Regions from separate parts of the Homo sapiens genome. Here regions 1, 3, 4 and 5 are each linked to region 2. A link is a loop called in an ENCODE intact Hi-C map of the cell type or tissue named here. Cell type or tissue: gastrocnemius medialis. All regions are shown on one strand. Region 1 overlaps LINC02142 (long intergenic non-protein coding RNA 2142). Region 2 has its middle 87 kb from the start of LINC02123. Region 3 overlaps ADCY2 (adenylate cyclase 2). Region 4 overlaps ADCY2 (adenylate cyclase 2). Region 5 overlaps ADCY2 (adenylate cyclase 2).

Evidence for each region. A loop is a pair of places that touch in the nucleus more often than their neighbours do. Peaks named below come from ENCODE experiments on the same cell type or tissue, not always from the same donor. Only the 100,000 strongest peaks of a DNase experiment are listed, where the experiment ranks them.
Region 1: it touches region 2 in a loop (18-fold over the local background); 13 of 110 quality-filtered maps call a loop at or near these places.
Region 3: it touches region 2 in a loop (5-fold over the local background); 2 of 110 quality-filtered maps call a loop at or near these places.
Region 4: it touches region 2 in a loop (8-fold over the local background); 2 of 110 quality-filtered maps call a loop at or near these places.
Region 5: it touches region 2 in a loop (19-fold over the local background); 13 of 110 quality-filtered maps call a loop at or near these places.

What each region holds. Positions count from the first base shown.
Region 1 is chr5:7,390,237-7,395,236 of GRCh38, reverse strand. LINC02142 (long intergenic non-protein coding RNA 2142) reads right to left here. Exons shown (of 4, transcript NR_183263.1): 4 at 3,333-3,946. It overlaps LOC107986403 (a long non-coding RNA gene), which reads left to right. Exons shown (of 2, transcript XR_001742597.2): 1 at 1-1,161; 2 at 1,263-4,589. Among named protein-coding and RNA genes, the nearest start is that of ADCY2, 3.4 kb to the left of the region's middle. RefSeq lists an enhancer at 1-549. In gastrocnemius medialis, CTCF peaks have their summits at 6 (motif pointing right) and 2,626 (motif pointing right); DNase peaks (open chromatin) are centred at 691 and 2,659; H3K4me3 peaks cover 232 bases; H3K27ac peaks cover 3,797 bases.
Region 2 is chr5:7,258,180-7,263,179 of GRCh38, reverse strand. No RefSeq gene overlaps it. Among named protein-coding and RNA genes, the nearest start is that of LINC02123, 87 kb to the left of the region's middle. RefSeq lists enhancers at 10-558, 559-1,107. In gastrocnemius medialis, a CTCF peak has its summit at 2,011 (motif pointing left); no DNase peak of the experiment used is centred here; H3K4me3 peaks cover 362 bases.
Region 3 is chr5:7,516,896-7,521,895 of GRCh38, reverse strand. It overlaps ADCY2 (adenylate cyclase 2), which reads right to left. Exons shown (of 25, transcript NM_020546.3): 3 at 997-1,158. Among named protein-coding and RNA genes, the nearest start is that of ADCY2, 120 kb to the right of the region's middle. In gastrocnemius medialis, a CTCF peak has its summit at 2,499; DNase peaks (open chromatin) are centred at 2,075 and 2,495; H3K27ac peaks cover 1,149 bases.
Region 4 is chr5:7,461,895-7,466,894 of GRCh38, reverse strand. All of the region lies in intron 2 of ADCY2 (adenylate cyclase 2), which reads right to left. Among named protein-coding and RNA genes, the nearest start is that of ADCY2, 68 kb to the right of the region's middle. In gastrocnemius medialis, a CTCF peak has its summit at 2,430 (motif pointing right); a DNase peak (open chromatin) is centred at 2,544; H3K27ac peaks cover 2,718 bases.
Region 5 is chr5:7,813,529-7,818,528 of GRCh38, reverse strand. It overlaps ADCY2 (adenylate cyclase 2), which reads right to left. Exons shown (of 25, transcript NM_020546.3): 23 at 1,549-1,663. Among named protein-coding and RNA genes, the nearest start is that of CFAP90, 35 kb to the left of the region's middle. RefSeq lists enhancers at 1,099-1,826, 1,827-2,555, 2,792-3,329 and a silencer at 3,399-3,693. In gastrocnemius medialis, CTCF peaks have their summits at 1,860 and 2,063 (motif pointing right); a DNase peak (open chromatin) is centred at 2,088; H3K27ac peaks cover 601 bases.

The sequences.
Region 1 (5,000 bases), 130 kb before region 2:
GCCACGGCCTCGCGGGGGCAGCGTCCGTTGCGCCCTGCACGCTCAGCTTCAGTCACACTTTGGAGGTGCCGTATAAGCCTGTCATATCACAGGTTTACAGAGCTGCCCCGTGGCTGGTCGTGGTCCTCGCCGAGCCCCTCTGCTGAGCGGGGATGGCGGCAAAGGGGCGCCGGGGAGAGCGGCTGGGCGCGGGAGCGGGCGGGTCGGCCCTGGGAGTAGCTCCCTCCCTGTCACCTTGGGGGCCTGGACGCAGGAGGCGCTAGAGACCCGGCAGGAGCGTTGTGGGGGCGGATGTCACCAGGGACAGTGTCCCCTCCCGACACGCGTGGGAGCGGAGGCCGCTGGCCTTCGCCCTGGGGGCCGAAGGGGCTTCATTGCTTATCACCAAAGGAACCCACCCTTCTGGAAGTTTCCTCCTATTCGAGTGTGGTCCGGCCCAAAGAGCCCCCAAATCCCACCTCCTCCCCCAAAGCCTTACCCCAAGGAATCCAAGGCACAAGAGCCCTCCCTTCTCCTGCCACCAGCGAGCATCCCAGAGGGCAGCCCCAGAGGGCTGTTCCATGCACTTTTCATCTCTTCCAGGAGATGACCAGCTCTCAGGACTCAGCCTTGTCACCACCTAAGACCTCAGAACCTTCTCGAATGGCCCCATGCCCCGCCTCCCTGGCTGTCCTGTCCTCCTCGCTGGCAGAGGGCATGTAAGCTAGGTAGCTGCGTTACCCTGAGCACAGGGCCAGGCCGGGCACGGATCCTTCCAGAGGTTTTCATTTTAGCATCCGTCAGTGCCCACAGGGCCTAAGGATGAGGGCTCAGGAGCTGCACAGCTCACCCGCAGATCTCATAGACACCAGAGGCAGGGAGGTGGCCGAGGAGACTGGGCCCAGGGCTGCGTGCAGTACCTCAGGTCCGGCCCCACCAGGCTCCCTGGTCCCTGGACTTCCCTCCTTCTGAGGACCTGGAAACAAGGAGTGGAGGAGGAGGCAATGGGTGGGGGGGTGTCCCCCTGAAGCCTCCTGTAGGTCCCAAGGCTCACCTCCCACCGTGGGTCATCCTGCCCTAGCAGCAGAAAGAAATTCTCTTCCCTGCAGTGTTTATGGACTGCTGCCCCCACCCTGTCCTGCCTGCCCTCCACTCCAACACCCTCCTGTGACTGTAACCCAGGTAATTTCAACCTCAGACCCTCCCACCAAACCTCACTGGGCTGGATGCTTTGGGCTCGGTGCTTTGCTATGAACCTCAGGATGTGATTACTATACTCCCAGATTTTAGGTTTTTGAAGGTTCTGAGAGCAAGCTTCCATGACAGACAACACTGATGAATCCGCGGTATAAATATCCAGAACCCAATCCCTTCCAAGGAAACACGGTTGAGTGGGAAGCTGGACACGGTTTCTATTGTGTTGGTTCTGTCTTCCTCCGGCTGTGTGCTTGGTCTTTCTGGGGCGGGCAGAGTTGCACATTTCCAGTCCTTTCCTGTGCTAGCAACAGACTAATTATTCATCTTCTCTTCAATCTTTGCTGCTTCTTTACCCCTTGTATTGATACATGTTTGTCTTCACCCACTCAAGAAGGGAGAAAAAATAAATAATCCGTCATTTAGGTTTATGCGAAAAGAGCTGAAAAACTTATGAGGAAAAGGAAATGCTTAATTACTGTCTCCTTCTTCCTAGTGGGGAAGTGGAATCTTTTAAATATCCAGTATGTATACCATATATATGTTCTCTGTATGGTAAAGGCAGTCTTAAGACTTTTAAGAAATTTTGTTACAATGTAATGACATGGAGATTATTTTGCCCTTGATCTTTTTGAATTTTTTTTAATTCACTCATCCTTCCATTAGTTTATTAAACTAACATTATGTGCCTACCATGTGCTGGATGAAGGGGGCAGGGTGAAGGCGTGGGAAAGACAGGGATCCTGGGACCCTTGTAATAGTTTCCAATTTACTTTGAAAAGTAAGGCTACAAGAAGTGAAACAGGAACAAAAATCAACATTCCTACTCCTCCTTTCCTCCTGAACACTACAATTTAAATTTCATCATCATAGACACAGGACTTAGAAGGAAAATAATATAAAAATGAAGAATATGTCAGTGCTTCTCTGAGGCTTTGTTTGATCTTTGTTTTGTTTTGATGCTTATTTTTATGCGGGCTTCTGTCATTGCTTTATGTTTAATACCAAAAAAAGTGAAACAGTACAATCATTACAGTTTCTGTATTCATGTTTTAGAATCGATTGCACTAAGTATGCCTTTTAAAAAGTTCTCCACAAGTTTGTATTTCAAAAAGGAAAAAAAGAAAAAAAGAAACAAAATAATAACTTACAAGCCATATGAAGTAAAATGAAAAACGTCCTTTAGTACAAAGCCAGGAGCGTGAAATATGGACTCTTGAAACTAAAGGGACCCCAAAGGAGACCTCTGGTTCATTTCTGTGTCTCTGGGTAGCAGGGCTGCCACTCCAAGGGTAAGGCCTGGAGAGCAAGAGGTTCTCCCATATATTTACTCTGTAGCAATTTATTTGTTGCAAAAAGAAACCTGCTGGGGAATCTCTAACTGGGCCTGTGGGAGAAAAAATAAAAAGCAAACATCAGGAAGCAGAATTCCTCTTTCCTGTAACGCTAGAGGGCAGCCCTCTATCCTCATAACCCAGCAAGCAAGGCTGACTTTTTGGATCTGTGACTTGTGCAGCTGGTTTAAGGTTCTGCTGTCACCACCCTGAAATTCTTCAAAATTTTTGATCAAAAGGTTCTGCATGTCCGTTTTGCCCGCGGCCTTGCAAATTAGAAAGCCCATGCTGGTAACAGGTCACACTAAACAGCACTCCATTCTGGGCCTGCAGGCAGAGCCTACGGCAGGCCAGCCAAAGGAGAAGGCCTCCTCTGCCTGCGAACTCAAGCCCATCCCCTCCTAATGTGGTCACCTCTCAGGGATTACATACACACTAAGACACACCTAATCGATTATAAATCTAAGCAATCACGCTGCAGGATAGGTTTATGCATCAGTGGGTTTTGGTTTAAAAATAACCCATCTTCTAGCTCCTATTTCAAATCCAGTTAGATTAGCTCAGTCAATGACGCCGTCGTGTTCCTCTCAACATCCACAGGGCTCTGATTGATTAAATCAAGGCAGCCCAGCAAACTGCGCCAAGGTCAGAAGCGAACGTGTGCCAGCCAACCTGGGGCAGATTGTAGAGCTGAGCACAGAGTCTTTCCCTGTGTATTCATTTTTCTCTCTGGCAAATACATTACTAAAATTTATATAATAAAGTATGAACAGTATGTCAACAGATTCATTATCGCCATGAAATATGCTTTGTGTACCCAGATAACATTTACATTTTTATTGAACCAGAGTCTGGGAATACAGAATCCACCCAACCCAAGCCAGTTTATGGCTCTTAGAAGTCAAATTAACTCTTTCAGTTCATTTAAGTACTCCTTTGCAGTTCAGTTTCCAAAGCATCAACAAAACGTTGCTGACTGTAAGATTAATATGTTCATTTTCTTGTCCATCCAGTGCTGAATGGTCCCTACGTGCCTTTAAAAGACGCTTCTTAATTGGCTTATTTGATAAATTAAATTTTCAGGGACAATACCAGAATCAATATTTCAAAAAATCATCTGTAAAACCTGATTTGGAGTGACTTACTGAGATTTTTGGCCCTTAACATGTGAGAAGATGGTACTGGTATTTCAGAACAGACCTTTCACAAATGCCCACTGCCATGGAGAAGTTTAATCCTGGTACTCTTTTAAAATCCATTGACATGCTGCAACTCCTTCCATGAGCGCTGGGAGGAGTGACAATAGGTTAATGACTAATCAGTTCCAGCACGTCTACAGCCTTGTGAGAGATATCGATTTCTCGGCTCTTGCTCGGAGAACGTGATCTAAAAAGCAATGACTCCTGCCGCCATGGAGACGTGTGCTCAGGATCAGTTGCCTAGAGAGGTGCAGGAAGAGGGGCTTATTTAGCAAGCTTACGTAAATGGAAAGTTCACATACCTTGGCTTTTATTTTTATACCCTTGTTAGTGTCTCTTAAAATAGTCATTAAGGAGTAACTTAATTATGCTCTAAAATTTAAAAAAAAAATGTTTATTGAGGGACAAGACATGGCCTCTATGGAACCATGCCGAGATATAGTTCATGCATGTTTTTGTCCAATTTCACCTTTCTCATTCAATTCAACCAACATATGATTTTAAGCCACTTCACATGTTTTGATTCATAATTTTTTTAATTTGAAAATAAATCAAATTCACTTCTAGTCTTATTCCACACTATAGTGTAGTAATTGTGAATATTCTCAGAATTGCTTCCTTAATGTACTGGATTTTGTTCCATCTCTGATATCAACTATACATCGTTGGAGAAGTCACATAAGATCTCCAAGCTTCAGCTGATTTATTTTTAAAGTAAGAAAATAAAGAATGGACCAATTTTTCTAAGACTCTTTCAAACATGTTTGTACCACCGCTGGGTAAAGGAATGGATTTTAATCAATATTTTTAGACTGAAAGGAAAAAAATTGTTTGCATCCAATTAAAAATATATAAATATAATAAAATTGAACTGCACCAAGAAGGTTGTTGAATTTTGTCTAATTATTTAATAATAAGTACTATTTCCTTTGGTATAAAGCAAGAAAAAAGTGTATTAGTGGTGTATCATAACAATTAGTAAACACCCACAAATCCTACTTTTGTATTAACGTGGCCTGTGTTCCCTCACTAAGAGGTAAGTTCTGTCAAGGCAAAAGATTTTGTTTCTTTTGTTCCTTATAGTCCTATTACCTGAAATTTGCAAAACACATAATAAGTGCTTAATAAGTATGTGCTAGATGAATGAATGAATAAATCAAGAAAGACACAGACAACTTCATTCTTTTAAAAACTGAGTTCAATTGATGAGTAATGGCAATGGATTAAGCAAAACTTCATTTGACAAAAATATTTCCAGGTCCTGAAGAGGTTGTCTTTATATGTTTGCTATTAT
Region 2 (5,000 bases):
GTTGTTGAGTAAAAGTCTATATACATTGTCTTCAGATCAAATTTGTTAATCTTGTTCAAAATTTTAATATTATGTTAATTTTTTCTGCTTATTTGGGTGTGTTAAAAGCATTTTTCTTCTTATTCTATCAGGCATTTTGCTTATCTTTTTAGTTCTGGTAAATTTTGCTTATGTTTTCGAGATATAAGCCTATACAATTCTTATGTATTCTTAATTTTTGAACTTTTATTATTGTGAAATATCTCCCTTTATTTCTAGTAAGGCTTGTTGTTTTAAAGTCCATTGTGTTTCACGAGTGGAGCTACACCATCTTGCTGTATGTGAACCGTATCTTTTTTCATCATTTTTCTGAGTTTCTTTTGTTGTGTTTCTATAAATTGCATTTAATTGGCATGCTTTTTTTCTAATGTGTGTATCATATTTTCAAGTTGTAACTTTCATGCGCGTCCGTGTGAAGAGACCATCAAACAGGTTTTGTGTGAGCAATAAAGCTTTTAATCACCTGGGTGCAGGCAGGCTGAGTCCGAAAAGAGTCAGCGAAGGGAGATAGGGGTGGGGCCATTTTATAGGATGTGAGTAGATAAAGGAAAATTATAGTCAAAGGGGGTTGTTCTCTGGCAGGCAGAGTGGGGGTCACAAGGTGCTCAGTAGGGGAGCTTTTGAGCCAGGATGAGCCAGGAGAAGGAATTTCACAAGACAATGTCATCAGTTAAGGCAGGAACAGGCCATTTTCACTTCTTTTGTGGTGGAATGTCATCAGTTAAGGCAGGAACCGGCCATCTGGATGTGTACGTGCAGGTCACAGGGGATATGATGGCTTAGCTTGGGCTCAGAGGCCTGACAGTAACATGTACCACAACTTCATTCTTTTTTACTGTCAAATATTTCATTTTATTTATCCATTCATCAGTTGATTACTATTATTACTATTTGCATAATATATATTTTCCATGATTTTGCTTTCATCCTATTTGTATACTTGAATTAAAATATGGCTACCCTAGACAGCATTAATAGGATCTTACTTTTTTTATCCAATCTGACATAATCCCTGCCTTTTGATTTGCTTATTTTATCCATTCACATTTAATGTTATTATTAATATTGTTGGATTTATGTCTGCCATTTTACATTTTGTTTTCTATACATCGTCTTTTTTTTTCTCTAGTTTACCCTTACTACCGTCTTTTGAATTAAGTGACTATTTTAAGGCAATAATGTAATTCTTTTGACAATCTTTTCACTATATTTTTTGAGTTAATTTCTTCCTGGTTGTTCTAGGGATGATAATATGCATATTAACTTGTCAAAATTAACTTCAGATTTATACTAAATTAATTGTAAGAAAATACATAAATGCTATTTATATGCCTATTTCTTTTCTTTTTCTGTGTTATTACTATTATGTCTATTATATCTATAGGTGTTACAATTGTGACAGAACACTATTACAGCTCCTGCTGCATAATTTTATGTCTTTTAAAGAAGGTTAGGGAAGAAAAAAAGAGAAAAGCTGTACTTAAAGAGTTGTTAAATAAATGAGTCAAAGACAGCTCTTGTATGTTGGCCCTGTTGTGTTTACTTCATCATGGCAGCCTGAGACGTTTAGTGGAAAATTTCTTTTACACAGGTTTTAATTATAGCCCAAGGAAGCAAAAATGTGGGCATTTAGAGCCTTCCTTTTCTGAATAACCCACAAAACTATGCCCAACACCTACTTGTAATAGGTAAAGTAAGCCTTGGGCAATAAAAACCCCAAACCACTGCTGCCTTGGATTTCTCTGACCCGGAGACCCTCCCTCTCATCATCCTGCTGAGCAATAGCCTCTAGATAAGTGAGCACTCTCCCCGGTTCCCCCACTCCTGCAGGAATCCCTGTGTACCCCTCCCCTCCTGGGCTGTGGCTCCCTGGCATTGTCTTTAGAAGGTCTCAGGCTCTGAGGAATTTTCCTCTCCCAGGCAATCCTCTCAAAGCAGCACTGAAATAAAGCTTGTTGTGCTTTACTGCCACCTCGTGTTCATATATTTTTCCTTGCTAGGCCCCAAATCCCTCAAACTCTCTGCAAGAGTTTTCGTGTTAGACTTCGTATTTACCTTTGTGGCTTTCTCCATTGTTTTCTTTCGATTTCAAGTTACCATTTGGTATCATTTCTTCACCCCAATATAGCTTTGGTCCCAAACACATCCTTGATCAAATATATTTCTATAGGTTATAAGCCCACTAATACAATTACATAAATGTTAGTTTATAGTATTGCTTTTTTATGTTAGTTAAGAGAAGAAAGGAGAAAAAATATGCAATCATGCCACCTTTTATAAGTACATGATGGCCTTTGCTGATGATCTGTGTTTTTATGTTGAGGGGAGGGATTTGAATTGCTAAGGTTACTTACTTTCAGTCTGAAGCTCAAATGCCGTAGAATCTCACTGTCCTTGGTGAGAATTAATAGATTTTCTTGAATAAGTGTTCCTTCATTTGTTACATGCCCTTAGGACAATTCCCAAGGGCATTCCAAAGATATATATATATGTGTATATATATATATGTATATATATATATGTATATATATATGTATATATACACATATATATATACATATATATATATACACATATATATATATACATATATATATATACACACACACACACACACACACACACACATATTATATATAAAACTATACATATCAAAATTTTAACCAGTGGTGGTTGGTTGTTTCTACAGGTCTCTTTACACTGCCATTCCAGAAGTCATTCTCTCATCTTTGTCTAATTTTAAAGTTAGTCTTGTTGTTTTTTTTTACCTGATAAACCCTTTGCACCTAAGTGCGGTGTTCATTGCATTTGTCCTCTGTGAGGTTCATGTATTCCTTTTCTGCTTTTTCCTCCCTGGGCTTTGCATCCACTGTCTCTCCATCTTCAGCCTAGATAATTTATAATTTGTCTTCAAGTTCACTAATTCTCTCCTCAACTAAATCTACTCTTGCTTTAACATTATCTGTTGAGTTCTTTTTAGTCATTCTATTTTTTAACTTTAGAATTTTCATTTTTTTGTATTTCCAAATTAATTCTGTTTTGTTTTTAAAAATTCATTTGTTAACACTGTGATTTTAACATCTGCATGTAGCTAAATTAACTGGATTTCTTTTTTTTTCTATTTTCTCTCTTTGTCCCTTGGTTTTCATTAATTTTGTTTTTTGGATATCTGATTTTCTGCGATTGAGTGTCACATAATTTTTTTTATTAGTTGTATAGACAATTTTAAGCTTTAGATTATCTTATATTTCTCCAAAGCATTTTGCAACTGGCAGGCAACTAGGTGAGTATCATTATCAGTCTCAGAACACTTAACCCCAACTAAATACTGGTATGAAAAAAATGTGAGCTTCAGTCCACACAAGAGCTGACCTTTTCCCATTTAATCCTTGATCCCACACGGCGAACCTCAAGACCCTAAGCCAAAGCTAGTGTGTTTTCTGGGACTTCTTGGTAGTCTTACCCCTCTTGTGTTGTGTCTTTTCATGGGTCTTGGGCCTGAAATTTCTCTGTACTTGGTAGCTCTTCAGTGCCTTCAGACAGATTTTTGTTTTGTTTTGTTCAATTTTCCCTTTTTCTTTTCCAGTGGGAGAATTAGTCCAAAACTCTTTCTGGTGTGCCATTACTAAAAATTAAACTTCATAAGTGTTTTTGGTGATCACCACTTAAATATATCTTAAGTCCACAGGGATAATACTAAAGTATAACTCATTAAGTATTTTTAGTAAGGTATTATTTAATGAATTCTAGGCATAGTATTTTCAGATTAAATAAATATAGGACTAGAGCCTAAAATTCTAAAGATATTGATATCTCACATTTCTCCTAGATAACCACTCCCTAATAGGTTACTTATACTTTTGTTAAAAGTACTTTTAAGAATCTGCAAAGTGCCAATTCAAAATTTACCACTGTAGTATACTTGGAATACAGATAAATTCTTTGTAGATACCTCAAGATTTTATAGCATGAAGAAATTATTTTGTCTGGAAACTTCATGATTATTTGTTCCTAATCAGAGGCATTAACTTTATAAATTACATGAACAGTTCTCATCAGTCTGGTAAGCGTACATTACAAATGCAGATATCTGCTCTGCAGAAATGAACTCTGTTATGTGAGTGCAGATAACAAAGAATCATAACCTGGTAGGACAGCATATCAGCAATGACTTATCCAAAGGACAAAATACAGGAATTAAGTGAGCACCAAGCCAAACACATCAGGAGCAATAATGCGTGTGAATGCCTGGTGACATTGAAGAAGTGACACATTTTTTGATGAGCTGAATGAAGACCTATGTGGAAGGTACCCAGAGGGAAAGTAATAAGATCTGAGGCTGCAGATGTGTGCAGAGAGTAGATCATCCAGTACTTGTAGGCCATGCTGAAATCCTTGGCTGATACCACACAACAGCCGTGAGTGAAATATTTGTGTGATTTAAGCAGAGAGATAACATCCCATTTTCATAGGAAAATAATTCTTCTGGTTTTGGTGGGGAGATTTAAATTGGAAGAGAAGCAATAATCATAGGTTATTAACTGCTCTGAAAGACAAAGTGAGAGTAGTATATTCTGTGATTACAGGATATAAAATCCATGCAGATGGAAAAAAACCATTTTGGATATTGTAGTCATACATAAAATTTAGAAACTTTGAAGGTCTTGGTCAGAATACCTCCGTTTTAGGAAACAAGGCTGTTTTAAGGAATTACGGTGGTATATATTGGAGATTGTCAATATTTACACATTAAGATCAAAGGCCACAGAAATAAAACATTGTTAAACCTGAATCAATGTTACAGTTGAAGGAATTTTAACTTTGGTTTTCTACTTCATTTTCATTTTGAGTGTTGTGCTGGATGGGGGCGTGGTCCCCCAACATCTGCTTGGCAAGAGTCCTTCAAGAAGCAATTTTCTCTCAGCCACAGCTTGATAGGCTGCCTATCTTCCTTTTTAGAA
Region 3 (5,000 bases), 260 kb before region 2:
GCTTAATGAATGCAGGTTTTCCTGGCTACTCTTAATGAATGTGATGTGATAAGCAGTAGGAGATGAGCATTGAAAAAAGTGATCCGCAGAAAGCTTTCCAACTGAGAGAGACTACTATAGACTCAAGAGTGAGCCTTCACTTCCACCTCAAGTTTCCAAATGAAATAGCACATCACGTGAAAGAAAAACTGGTTTCTCAGACCCAGCAGGGCTTAGGTGACCTATGCCTAAAGTTCCTTTAGAATGGCACAGTGTTGTCACAACTGCAATTTTCTCAGCCCCACTGCATTTTATGTCATGGCTGCATTTGCTGCAGTTGATCTCCACAGAGCAAATTAAATGCACTTTTAATAGGTAAAACAGAGAATGTTAGGAATAACTCCAAATCATCCTCATGTTTATAGGTGTACATAATTAGAAATCAAACAGCGTTTAAAATGCTTGTAACTAATTAAATAGAATGGCTTCTTTGAAATGCTATTTATTAGTAAGGAAAAATTTGTTGTTGTACCATTTTAAAGAATTACTTTTTTTTTAATGCTCATAGACCTGATAGAAAATTTTAAAATAAAGAAAATTTTTATCTTTGTAAAGAGGGTTTTGAATATCAAGGTAGAGCAAAGGTGGGAACAAACTATGAAATTAATCGTATAAGTTACTTCACTATAAAAATGAGTATTGAATTATAACATATAAGAACACCTTTTGACCATCAAAATCATACCACCATTCAGCAATCACAAAATAGAATTGTCACATCCAACTTTCCTGCTACCATTACTTTTACAGTTGCTAATTGCTAAGTGACTGTTGATCCCACCAATGGCAGTGGAGTGGGGCTGGCTCCTCAGTGTTATAGGGGGTCAGTCTCAAGGGGCAGAAAGGGAACAGCTGCAGGTACCACACTACACACACCCTGAATGGGCCAGCAGCACCTGCCTCACCCCCTGGTGGGATGTGGAAAGTCATTCTCCATGGATGTGGAGGTGCACCCACCTGCCAGACCAGGTGCTCCTTGCCTCCCGGTGTTGCAGACAGGCAGACGCTAAGCACGATGGTGTGGGAGGAGGAGGTGAGGACGCTGGCAATGATGGCGTCTCGCATGTTGAAGGGCAGCATGGTGTACACCACGAAGATGATGAAGAGGAAGAACGATACCTACGGGCAGAGAAGAAGAACAATAAGAGTCACCAAATATTCTGGTTTCTAAGAGCCTCCTGTTTCCATGCCACTAAAGGCTGCATAGAACAGCATGAGACATGCTCATTTTAGAAATAATCTATAGACAAAATAGGGCAGTCGATGCAAATAAGTCCACTGGATTACAATAACAGACTAATCGTTGTGATGGAGAAAAGTTTGTTTTCAAAATTTTGGGACTTCACTTTGGTATCCAAACCACTCCATGAGTATGGATGCAAAGCTGGTCCTAAACTATCAGGGTTCTGTATCTTTGCTTTAGAACATGCACTGAGGATTCTTGAAGTGATCTACCAAACTGCAAAGGGAGACCCACAGAGGAGGGACAGGCATCATCGGGGACGGGGGTGGACAGGGTGGAGACCCATGGAGGAGGGGCAGGTGTCATCAAGGGGAGTTAGTGAAAGCAGATGCCGAGAGCACGGGTATGTAACAAACAAAATAAAACAGCCTGTGGATGGCTCAGCTGCCAGGGAACTCAGAGTGGCAATTCCTCGAAGTTAAACATACACAGCAGTTCTACTCCTGTGTATATTTCCAATAGAATTGAAAACACGTACTGAAACAGATAAATGTACACCCATTTCATAACATCATTTTCCTAGCAAACAACCCCAAGGTGGAAACACAAATGTTTATCACAGGATGAATAAACAATATGTGGTATATCCACACAATAGAATATTGTTCAGCCTTAACATGGAGTAAGATGCGAATGCATGCTACCATACAGGGGAACCTCAAAAACATGCTAAGTGAATAAAATCTGGGCAAAAGACCTCATAGTGTATGATTCCTTTTACATCAAATATCCAGAATAAGTAAACCCATAGGGATGGAAAGCAGATTGGGGGTTGCCAGGAGCTGGGGGAAGGGGACTGGCTGGGGAACGGAGAGTAGCTGCTGACTAGGTGCACGGTTTCCTTCGGGGATGATGAAAACTTCTCTGAAACCAGATGAGGTGTTGGTTGCACAACATTGGAAATGCCAACTTAAATTGGGTAATTTATGTTGTGTGAATTTCAGCTCAATCAAAACAATCAACACGAAACCTCTCAAAGAAATGTTTGGCATGAAAAAGAAAATGGTTTAGTAGGTAATAAAAAACGATCATTTTCATTACAAAAGGAGCAGAGATAGAAGAACATCAAAAAGGATGAAAGGTGAACAATCCAGTTGGAAGGGACTGAGGTCAGGGAAATAGGGAATGGGACATGTGGCCAGCTTCCCATGCGGCTCTTGACTCCAAGCAGAAGGGAAGCTAAGGAAAGCATGCCCCACTTTCAGTGTGACCTGTGTCACCTGAAGGGGACGCTCAAGCGCTGCACAGCTGGAAGGACGTGGTGCAATCACGCCAGCGCTTCTGGTACCAAGTATGGATGTGAGCTCCTGAGAAGAATGTGGGCAATAAGCTAGGCTCCTGACGGATTTAAAGAGGGAAGCCTGGGAGAAAACCAGGCTTCTTCTCTCCTGGGAATCTGCACCACGTATTACAACCTGAAAAGAACCATCTGTCACCACTTCACTATTCCAGGGTGGTGTCTGATCAGCTGTATTTATGTAATTGTCATACACAAAAGAGCACAGGAAAGATTCAGGAGACATAGCCTAAAAATAAACGTGGGTCCTGAAGAGGCACTCTTCGATTTGGCACTCCAGGCTTTTTGGAATAGGCTTGCTGAATGAATGCTTATTAAGGCACTCCGACCTGAAGAAGCATTCATTCTGCAAGCCTGTGTGAAGCTCCTGTAAATGCAGCCAGGTTCTGGAGGTGGAGGGTGCAGGACAGAGCCCCAGCTCTCAGGGGCCTCAGGGCCCAGCAGAAGAGATGGTCATACATGCAGCTGTCATCTCACAGTCTGCGTCCTGAGAGAAGGGCACCTGCCCTCACCGGGAGGAGACAACAGGGTGGACTCTGAGCACCTTCTCTAATTCTTCTGAGTCCAGCCGTCTCGGGACAACAGCCAGGAGAAACCCACTGTGAGTGGGAAAAATGACCCGGAATCCTCATCAGGAAGCCTAGATTGGGCATGGACCATCTGCTTCATGCCCCCGTCTCCTCCCATTCAATCTATATTTAAAAGGGCCCTCAGGCCAAAAACTGTGGGGGAACACATTGCCATAGCAATATTTTTTTCTGGTAAATATTTTTTCTTTCACCTCTTTAAAAATAAAGACTCTGAAGGTTTTTTCAGTAAAGCATTATTATTTAGCATCATATGCATTCCACTTGTTCCATTCCATATTTGGGATGTGAAACCAAGGCAAAAAGTATTGTCTTAGACCGTTTATGTATAAAAATGCAAAGTTTGGCTGGGAAGACATATCAGGCATGCCTTTGGAGGGACCTGTAGTAAGCGATGCTCTATCTACACAGGCAGGCTGGGGCACCTCCCTCACTTCATCTTCCCAAGGAAGGAACATGCATGAGTTCTAGCCCCAAAATCATCTTCCAAAGCCACTAAGAGCTACCACCAGCACACACTGGTGGTGTGCTGTGCAGATCCTTTCCCAGGTCTCCAACGAATCTGACTGAGAACCACTGAGCTATCAGAAAGGTTTCTTTAGGAATGGGAAAATCAATTGTTGTGTATTTATAGCTTATTGAGCAAATGAAATTTATTTTGGAATCTCTGTGTTGCCCTCCCAATTTACAGAAAGTATGTTCGATTAAGATACTGTTTTTTCTACACATAACATTTATGTAAAATCTTATATCCCACAACAGGTATTAAATGAATAATTTCAGGTACCAGAGTTGACAATTACAAAAGAGAACCTCTCTTTTATGATTACATATTTGCTTCTATGCAAAAACCTTTAGCATTTCTTTAAAATTATCATAACTTTTGAGTAGCTTAATTTTGGATAACTTTAAAATTCTAATACCGTCTCCATTAAAATATACTTCGGCAAATATTTTGAGCCTTGAAATGGAAGTCTGTGGAAGGCTTATCCACAATAACCAAATGGAAAATAGATCTTCAGTTTTCTGAATACAGAAGTCCCTGTTAAGTATTCATTATGAGATGGCAAAATTAATTTTCAAGGGTCAATTGCGCAAATTGCATTAAATCAAATCAGAGGTTTCCGTGGTAGCATTTCAGGAGTTTGGCTAGTGGTGCTTGGGGAGTGTTCGGCAGGCAGGACAGGGAGGAAGAAACTCAACTGCAGCTTCGAGTCCCATAGGGAGAATGTTCTTCACTCCTTATTAATCTCAAAGAGTTCTCATTTTTTTTAAGCCTGCTTTCCAATGCAACTTCAAATAGGGCCATATGTAAAACTAAAATGGATTTGGCACATGTAAAGAATGTGTGGGTAAAAAGCTCCAGATAGTCGAATGCTATCTCTTGGGTTTCCATGTTACCATGGGGACATTCCCCATGGATGACATTCCCCTTAGATGTACCTCTGTCCAGAGGCTAAAGAGTGCAGAGCCAGGGATCTCATTCCTGTGATCCTCTGCAGAAACCCCAAGTTTGCACAATAGCTGAGGCAACAGCACTCATTCCAATAAAAGTTTCAAGTGTGTCTCTTAACTCCAGCTCCGCACTTGCCTTTTGCAAGACATGCCTATCTTCCTACGTATCTTCTACTTGCATCTCAAGCTCCACAAGTTTCAAATCAACCAAGAGCTTCTTTATGTTCTTAAACCTGTTTGTCTTGCAGGATAACTCAAGTCTGCCCATAATGCCTCTGTCTCCAAAAACCCAGATGCAAATCCTTGAAAGTCACCTTTGAAAATTCTCTCCTCACAGCCACACTCAAAAACAGGGTCTTCTCATTTTAGGATTCCAGAC
Region 4 (5,000 bases), 200 kb before region 2:
AACTGTCTGTGCCTCATGGGGTGGGTGTGAGGATTGAGCAAGTGAAAGTCCTCCATGAGAATGCTGTCGGGCACACAAAAGCATGGTGTGCTTGTTACTTGCTATTATTTTTTTTCATTCCTGAAATTACAGTTGGCCCTGATTCAATTTGAAATGATGTGGACTCTATTATTTACATTTTTACCTTGAAAATACAGTCAAGAGAAACTCATTAAATTCACCAGCCTCCTTAAATGATGGGCTCTAGCAGCCAGTCTGTGGCTTCCTAGGGGGACTGTGGTGTTTTCACTTCTCTTCCAAATGCTCATTGCGAGGTAGGATAGCACAGTGATTAGAGACAGAGGCTCTGGAGCTGGCCTGGCAGGGCTTAAAAGCAGGCTCTGCCATGCACTGGCAGTGTAGCCTTGGCAAAGCACTTAACACCTTGTGCCTCGGTTTCACCTGTAAAAAGGGGTGCTGATATCACCTTTCTCACTAGAGCTGCTGAAATGAATAAATAAGTTAATGTGTAAGGGATCTAGGGTGGGTTGGGCACATAGAAAATGCTCTATAGATATTAGTTGCTATGTACAAACAAGTCTGGGACTATATGAATAAAAATAAAAATAATATTCCACAGGCCACCACATGAGGTTATAACAAAAAGAAAACTTGGAGGCATATCTTGAGGATTTTACTAAGAAAAAAATATATAAGATATGGCTGAAGTTAATATTCAAAGCAGTCATAGATAAACATTTGTCTTATATTGCTAATAATTTATCATAGCAGCAGTAATAAAGAATTTCATCTTAAAATGTTTTAATCATTACTGGCACATAATAAAGATTCTTAGTGCTAAAAGGAGGAAAAGCTATTTTAAAGAGGTAGGACTCATATAGTTGGGGTCATCTGGAAGGTAGAAAATAGACTTTTTATTTTCCAAGATTTTCTCCAATGACATATCAATGAAGAATGTCTAGATGTCTAGGATCTTCTTTCCCCAAATTTCATTGACCTTTCAGTAAGCATAGGTTAAAAAACATGCAAATGTAACACCCCCTCTTCAATGAAACTCCCAAGATAGCCAGCCCCATTACATATATTCTAAGCTAAGAGAAAGGAGGATTTCTTCTGAAATAATTTGGAACTGCTATATATTTATAGATCTATCTATACACACACATATGTAAAATTTCATTGAGCTGTAAAACTGTCATCCTAACATTCACATACTTTGCAGCATATAAGTAACACCTCAGTAAAAATAAAAACATGGTAATTAAAAAGGATCTGTGTAGCTTCTTTCTGAAAAACCATAGGTGTCTGCATTCTCAGGGACTTCATCCCAAATACACCTTGTACCTGCTCTGCAGAGCCTCTACCAATAGCTTGCAACACCTGTGCACACGCCGTGAATCAAAGAAGCACAGAATTAGACGGAGGCTTGTGGAGGGCTTTAGGGACAGGAGAAAATGAAACTAACAGCCTGGAGAAAGTGGCTTACTTTGAACAACAAGGAAGGTGGATACTGACTCTGCTTTAATGTGAAGCTTACTGGACTTAGGACGCATCCATATGGGACATGAGAAAAAAGACTCAGGAGGGAGCACTCCCAGGTGTCTGACCCAGGTAACTACAGACCTCCAGCTGACATTATGTGAGATGAAGGAGACCATATGAAAGAAATTCCCTTTAGAAGGAAAGATAATGATATGGTTTGGCTGTGTCGCCACCCAAATCTCATCTTGAATTGTAGCTCCCATAATTCCCACGTGTTGTGGGAAGGACCCAGTGGGAGATAACTGAATCATGGGGGTGGTTCCCCCATACTGTTCTCATAGTAGTGAGTAAGTCTCATGAGATCTAATGGTTTTATAAGGGGAAACCCCTTTCACTTGGCGCTCATTCTCTCTTGCCTGCTGCCATGTAAGACATGCCTTTTGCCTTCCACCATGATGGTGAGGCCTCCATAGCCACATAGAACTGTGGGTCCATTAAAAATTACCCAGTCTCGGGTATGTCTTTATCAGCAATGTGAAAATGGACTAGTAAAGATCATAAATTTAATTTTGTGATATTAGTTAGACATTCCAAGGGATATCAAGATTTTAATCAATTTAATATTGTCAACACAATATCCCATCAACTTCTCACACCTAAAATCTCCTCTTACCACCACCTACTCTTATCATTTAGATTTGGTCATTTTGACTCCTTCACATCCAATGTTCAATCAGCTACTTTTTTGACTGCATATCGAGTATAACAGAGAGCCCTGCACCCCACCCCAGCTCTGGTCCATGCCCTAAGCTGAGGTGAACTGACCTTATTGGTTCCCCTTATCTACTGCTGCATAACAAGCTACCCCCAATCTAGGTGGCTTCAAACTGCAATGGTTATCTCACAATTTTGTGGGTTAGGAATTGGGCAGGACCAAGCTGGGAGAACCCATGTTCCATGTGACATTGCCGTAGGTCAGTAGATGGCACTCTGACCTATGGTTTGGCTGGTCTGGATGGTCCAGGACAGCTTCACTTACATGTTTGGCACCTTATAGAATGGGTGGAAAGAGGTACTCAGCTGGGACTCTGAGTCACAGCTTCTGCACAGGGCCCTTCAGTGTGGCACTCTCAGTGTAGTCAGACAACTTACACAGCAGCGCAGAGCTCCGAGAGAGAGAGTGCTGGAGGACAACAGGAAAGGTGTGTGCCTGATCTGACCCAGCTTCAGCCCTCAAACAGCTTACAATGAAGAGGAAAGGGTAGACAACACACACACAAAATATACAGGATATATTTGGGAAGTAACTAGTACCAACAGAAAAATAAAATGAGAGTACGGTTTGTAGCATGAACTTCCTAAAAAACTATTGATTTATGCCATTTCTCTATTCAAAATCTCCAGTGGCTTCCCTGGACACCAAATAAAATACAAACTTACTTGGGTGTTACATAAGATGCACCAAAACACAGCAGCCAAAATGGAGAACATAGGACCTGTCCCCTAAGTCATCCCCCATTGCTTTCTTTGTAGCTTGGCTGTTGCTGTTACTTCCTCCAGCATTTGTCCTTTCTTCCTGTGATCCTATCCCACCTTTGAAACCACTGTCTCCAAGAAACATTTTTAATCTTTCAATCAAATTCATTCTCTTTCTCGTTTCAACCACCATGAATTTTTCTGGAGGGGAAGAGTAAATAATTTTATACTTTCTCTACTATGTTATTATAGAGACATTTACATGCTTAGCACATTCCTTTTCAGGACGATCTCATTCTTTTTTTTTTTTTTTTTTTTATCTATCACCTTGTGCTCTCAGCATAAGCCCATCCATGTGATGAATGAGAAACAACAGTACAGCTTCAAGTAGAAAAATCTGAGCTTTGGAATTGAACTGATCTGGTTCTACATCTGAGCCCCAACAGCAAAGAATTTGATTACACCACCTCTTTGGGTAACAGTTCCCTCAAGTGCAAAGGAAGGGACTTATAATAATTATTTCACAAGCGCAAAAAAGAAACACATCCCAGGCCTATGGTGAGCACCACTACACCATATGCACCATGGAACGATTGTTCTTTTTGTCCTCTTCATGACTGTGTAATGGACACTGAATAAATCTTCACAGAATTGAGGGGCAGTGTTAGCAGAGACACAATGATAGCATGAAGATTTTAAAAGACGTTAGCAGTCCTTTGATGTGGGGAAACCAAAAAAAATGGCATGTAATAGGCATAGGTACTGTATTTGGTTTCAAAAGCCAATTTTATAGGTATGTTTATTCAAACAATTTTTTTAAGAAAACACTATTGCTACTGACTCCAAGGAAAACATCAGCCAATTCAAAGGGAAAAGTTGGGTTTAAATCTCAAGTTCATGGACAGCCCAAACCTGTTCAGGTATCACAAAGCCCTCCATGCCACTCCCCTTTCTGACACATCTCTGGAATTCATTCCCTCTCCTTTCAGGCTTGCTGCATCAGCTAGGGAGGTCTCATCTGCTCAACCCCTTCATTCCCTGGACACTGCAATATCCTTTCAGAAGGAATCCACCCTGCCAAGGACAAGGGCCACAGACAGCAATCAATTTATTTAATGTCTATTTTCTAATCCAACCCACACACGTGATCAAATAGGAAAACCTGCCTAACACAGAATTGTTATTTACACCACGAATGAGCACCTGACACTGAAAAAGAACTAAAATAAAGCAAAGCATATACTAAAAATACACTGAATATAATGTCACCACCCTAACAATTCAAAAGGTAGTTCCAAATCTTTAGGTATTTTTGGTAATAACTGCCATCAGTTACTATTATTGTCTTAAAAGTTTTCTCTAATAAAATGTCAAATGATTTAATTTTTGCTAGCTATGTTTAACACTCTGTATTTTTTAATAATGAGAGGAAGTATTTCCTGTAAGAGATATGAAGTGTCAACTACATTGCTTATTAAGTTTAGTCAATGTCAAGAAGATAGCAGTATTGGGAATGCCATTTAATCAAGAAATTAAAACTTGGCGACTGACCTAGTTATTATCAATCAGTGGCGGAAAAACACAATTTGGGGACTGACATGTTTATTACTTTCATCTGCCAGTATTTTTTAAACATTTTCATTAATTAGTCTGAGAGATTGATGACTCTCTTCCAAGTGTTATTCAACTGCTACTTGAAAATAATAAGGTTAGACGCACTAAGAGACAGTGTTTGGGTTCGTCTGCTGTTGCTAATTAAAACACATTAGGCCTAATAGAATACTTAGGCCGCATTCTGTAGACAATTCCACTTGCTCTATTTAAAGGAGAAGGAGTGAACAGCAATGATCTGCTATCAAAATGTGCAGACACCATAAACCGACAGACAGGAAAAGCGTTCATCCTCACTTCTCACCAACAGATCAAATCATAGACAAGAAAGCAGCCTTGCCCTCCATGGCATTCCTTCTCAGGGAGATTCTGACAATGTTGCAAACTCTCAGGAATGATAGGACTTTCCCTTTAATGTGTTTTCATTATCA
Region 5 (5,000 bases), 560 kb before region 2:
AAACATTAGCCAGGTGTGGTGGCACATGCCTATAATCCCAGCTAGTTGGGAGGCCGAGGCAGGAGAATCACGTGAACCCAGGAGGTGGAGGTTGCAGTGAACTGAGATCGTGCCACTGCACTCCAGCCTGGGTGACAGAGCAAGACTCTGTCTCACAAAAGAAAAAAAAAAAAAAGAAAAAGAAAAAGAAAAATATGATTAAACACTGACAACTAATAGTACAAGTGGAGAAACACATCTCATTTGTGAAAGAGATGTAACATATTTTGGATTTAAATGACATTCAGGACATACCCATAGCAAAGGAAGAAAATGGCTTTAAATATTCAGATTTCTTTTTAAAGTTGAAATTTGTATGTAAGAGAGCGTTAAAAACCATTCAGATAGAATTTGCTGCCTGAACTGCTCTTATATAAACTGACTCTCAGAAGAAGCAAAATGTGTTGCCAAGAAAACCATAAAATGGTCAAAGAAGCTCTTAGAACTCTGAATGGTTGCAAGTAACTGCACACATCGCAACCAAGCTGTGTGTTGACTTGATGGCTTAAAACACACATTTAAAAAAACAACAATTTGTAAAAGGCAAGTCATGAAACATGCTAAAAAAAATCAACTTAAAGTCTGTTAAAAATTTAGAAATCAGGAAGCCTTTGTTTTCAACCAAGTAAACGTTACTTTTTTTTTTTTTTTTTTTTTTTTTTTTTTGGTGACAGCGTCTCTTTCTGTCACCCAGGCTGGATTGCAGTGGCACTATTATGGCTTGCTGCAGCCTCAACCTCTTGGGTTCAATCAATCCTTCCGCCTCAGCCTCCAAAGTAGCTAGGACTACAGGCGTGCGCCGCCAAGCTCAGCTAATTTATTTTTTGTAGAGATGGGGTCTCATCATGTTGCCCAGGCTGGTCTCAAACTCCTGGAATCAAGTGATCTTCCCACCTCAGCCTCCGAAAGTGCTGGGGTTACAGGCATGAGCCACTGCACCAGGCCTAAAGGTTATTTTTTAACAATATTATAAAGAAAGCTGGATTTTTTTTTCTCTAGGATTTGAACACAATCGGAAAAGCTGTCGCTGTTTCAGAACCTATGACACATTTGGTGTTCTTACAGCTTGTGGCCCCAGGAAGATGGAACTGTATTGCAACAATTCTAAGATCCACTTTTTTAAAGAAAATATTTTTACATCTCTGAAATATGGGTGTATCTTATAGTTAGTGGCAGGTCCCAGTTTAATTGGCAACAGCCCATAAAATAATGTAGCAGCTCTTAGTGGATGTCTCACAGTGAATCAGCAACGCAGGATGGCTCAAGGCTGTGCGTGCCGTGTTTGTAGACGCGACCTTGACTGAGTGCAGGTAGCCTAGGTCCAATCAAAGGGTTTTTTTTTTTCTAATTTGTTCAAAAGTGTCCTTCCTTCTGTCATCCAGTCTTGCAACGGGATGCATTTGTAATTGTTCTACTCCAACACTGAAAGGATCATCAATATCTCCTGACTTACTCCTTATTCCACATCTTTGCCACAACTGAAACCGAGACCTCTTTTGCAGAACGTACCCACTCGCAATTTGAAGTCGTTGAAGGAGTGCTTGTTGATGGCATCCAGCTTCCCTACCAGGGCAAAAGCAAACTCCACCATGGTGCCAATGTGCATGTACTGCCGCTCGGGCTCCTGAGAACAAACACACACAGGCAGATGGAAGTTAGAGCATCACAGCTGGAAACTGTTCCCCTTTGTCCCAAACCTGAGCTTTAGGCAGAAAGGAATGCAGGCAAATTCTAATGCTACAAGGCACTGCAAACATTCTATAAGAATCAAATCCCATCTCAAGGAAGCACTGTGTGGCCAAGGGGAGACGTTAGGTGCTAGAAGACACTGACTTCCGTGTCTCAGGCCCCCTCAGGCCAAACGCATCATGCGGGCTAAGGCTGACCACGGGGAACCTGTATCGTATTAGTCCAGAAATCACCAAGGGAAGCTGGCTTTGAGGAGGGGCTGGCGCCTTCTTCCCTCCTTTCCCCTCCACAGCCGGCCTTTGCCTTTCTCTGCGGGGCTCTGGCTCTGGTGGCCTGACCGCTAGGGGGTGCCCGCTCCTTGTCCTTGGGCTGCCAGTGGCGATTGCCCAGTGGGAGGTGCAGTGGAAAAAGAGAGCAGGGAGGAGGCTTGGGGCCTCGTTCCTCCTCTTCCCTGCTCACCGCAGGCTTTCCACAGGGGTCAGTCTTCTTCACGGAGGACAAGGGCTACTGCCCCGGGTGGCAGCTACTGTCTCTGCACTGCAGCTCTCTCTAGTTCTGGGAACATCCCCCTCCTTTTGCCCTCTTAGGCCTTGAAATGGAGGATTTTAGGCTAAATTGTGTCCCTCCAAGTTCATATGTTAAAGTCCTAACCCCAGTCTCTCAGGATATGACCATATTTGGAGATAGGGTCTTTAAAGGGGTGATTAAGATAAAATGAGCTTATAAGGGTGGGCCCTAATCCAATATGACTGGTGTCCTTTTAAGAAGAGGCAGTTAGGACCCAGTCACCCACAAAGGGAAGGCCGTGTGAAGACACAAGGAGAGGAAGGAAAGAGGCCCGACAGGGGGAGAAGAGAGGCCTCAGGAGAGACCAACCTTGCTGACGACTTGATCTTTGGTTTCCAGTCTCCAGAACAGCGAGGCAATTAACTTCTGTGGTTTAAGTCCCCCGTTTGCAGTACTTTGTTATGGCAGCCTTAGCAAACTAATATGGAGGGTAACAATTTCCTCATTTACTCGTCCTTGAGGGCTGTGTCATCCCACGAGGAGGAGGGAATTACAGAGCTGAAGGAGAGAAGTCCTGAAGATTTCCCAGTGGGAAGAAGTGAACATTTCTATGCAGATTTCCTATTAATTTCTGTTTATCATTCCTGTTACCTGTTTATATTTAACATGAATTTGTAGCACTTACTATATTTATATTTGGAATTTCACCTTTTTAAAAGTTTCTATTTTTTGTTACATTATTAGTATATGCGTAGAATTCATTTAATTCCTTTAAATGTCCTGAAGGTTTCTGCTCCCCCAATACTTAACGATTCTGTGCACCAAAGTGGGGTGGAGCACGGTTTCTGTTCCAGCCTGCCTGCTGGGCTGCTGGGCCTTCGGGGTTTCAATGACATGCGGTCCCAGGCCTGCCGGGCATGGCTGCTTGGCCGAATGGATGTCCGTGTTAGCACGGAAGCCAGTGCCTTGTGTCTTTTCAAGTCGGCATCCCTCACTGGTTTGTGAGCTCCACCAGGGTAGAGACTTTGCTCTATTAATCTGTGTCTCCACAGCAGAATAAAGTCCCTGACAAAGAAGAAGAACTCAATAAATGCCTATTGAATAACTATACTTAGGTTGGCAGTGGGATCACCAAGAGGAAATGGCTGGGAGGAATGCAGACACGGACTGGTTAGGCTTTGGCGGAAGGTCAAAGCTGACCGCTGTGCATTCGAGAAGCACGCACCCAGGAAGGATCGTGAATGTGCCCACTACAGCAGGTGAGGGCTCCAAGGGAAGAAAGGAGAGTGGGATACCAGAGGGTTGAGCTGGCAATATGCCCTGGGCTAGGACATGGGTCGGGGGGAGGGGAACCAGCAAGGCACGCTGGAAAACAGCTGAGAGACCAGGAGAAATGGAACCTGGGGCTGCTGCGGGCCTTAGGCAGTGACTTCTGAGATGAGCGTTGGAGCCCAAAGGGAGCTAAATCAGAGATGAAGAAAGGTCCGGGGACAAAGAGGAGCCACCTGCTGACCTTGGGTCACTTTCCTTTACGGAAAGTGAAGAGAAAGCCCAACTCTCAGTGACTCAGAAGGGACGGGTGAGAAGATAGATGGAGACTGTAGACATAAGCACCTATTCAAGGTGACAGCAAGGTAGAGAAAAGCTGCTACTAAGGTGGTAGCTAAAGGGGAGAGGAAAATGAAGAAGGGGTTATTCATCTGCTCCACACAGTGTTTAATAAGGAGTGTGCATGGGGATTGCAGTAACGCAGGGTTTCTCAGCCTTGGCACCATGGACACTTGAACTGGGTTGAACTGGGTTATTCTCTGCTTTGCGGGCTGTCCTGCACATCACAGCGTGTTTAACACCATCCCTGGCCTCTGCCTACTGGACGGCAGGGGCATCCTTCACCTCTCATTGTGACAACCAGAAATGTCTCCATTGACAATAACAATGCTCCGGGGGGCGGGGGGAGGAGTAAAATTGCTCCCAGTTGAGAATCACTGCACTAAACAGTATAAATATGAATGGAGAAGAAGAATTAAATCTCTGTTCAAGAGGGAAAGACATCTTCCTATCCTCAGGTGAATTATATCATTCCAGAAAAAGTCAAAGGAAACAGAACTATTGCAGTAAATTCTCAACTTACAGTTATGAGAGAAAAACCATGTAACTACAAAATTGGAGCTACAAAGTTGACCGTCAGCTAACTTTGGTGGAATTTCAGAATGTCATTTCTTAACAACAGTTAGTCTTTTCTATCATAGCTCACTAGTATTTTTTTTTTTTGTCTCACGACTTATGGGGAAAACCTGATTTGGAGGCTTGTGCAGTCAGTTGGAAAACATCTTGCTCCTTAATAGGAGGCACAAGCTGTTAAATCAACAAGCAAAATCTTGTGTAGTAAAAATTACAACTGCCCAAGTAAGGAGGACATATTTGCCATGGAGAAATGATTTTGCTTTTTACCAAACCAAGGTGCAGCAAACAAGCTCCGCTCCTTGAGAAATTATTGCCCAATCTGTTTTCACACAGTTGGTTTAAACTGGAGGTTTTAAGTGACGTCAGTAATAAAAGAAGAGATTGAGTTCTGGGAATGAAGTTTAATTCAACATCAGTAAGTCATTTGGGCTTAGCAAATCCTAGAAAAAATTATGTTCAGTCTCTAGAAGAACTCAATTCATTTCAACAAGTCTTCATAAGTTTGGTCTCGATAAATACCTGATGGCAGTATGAAGCAGTTATTTCTCCTATTATCTGAATAATTCATGTTACATATCCCC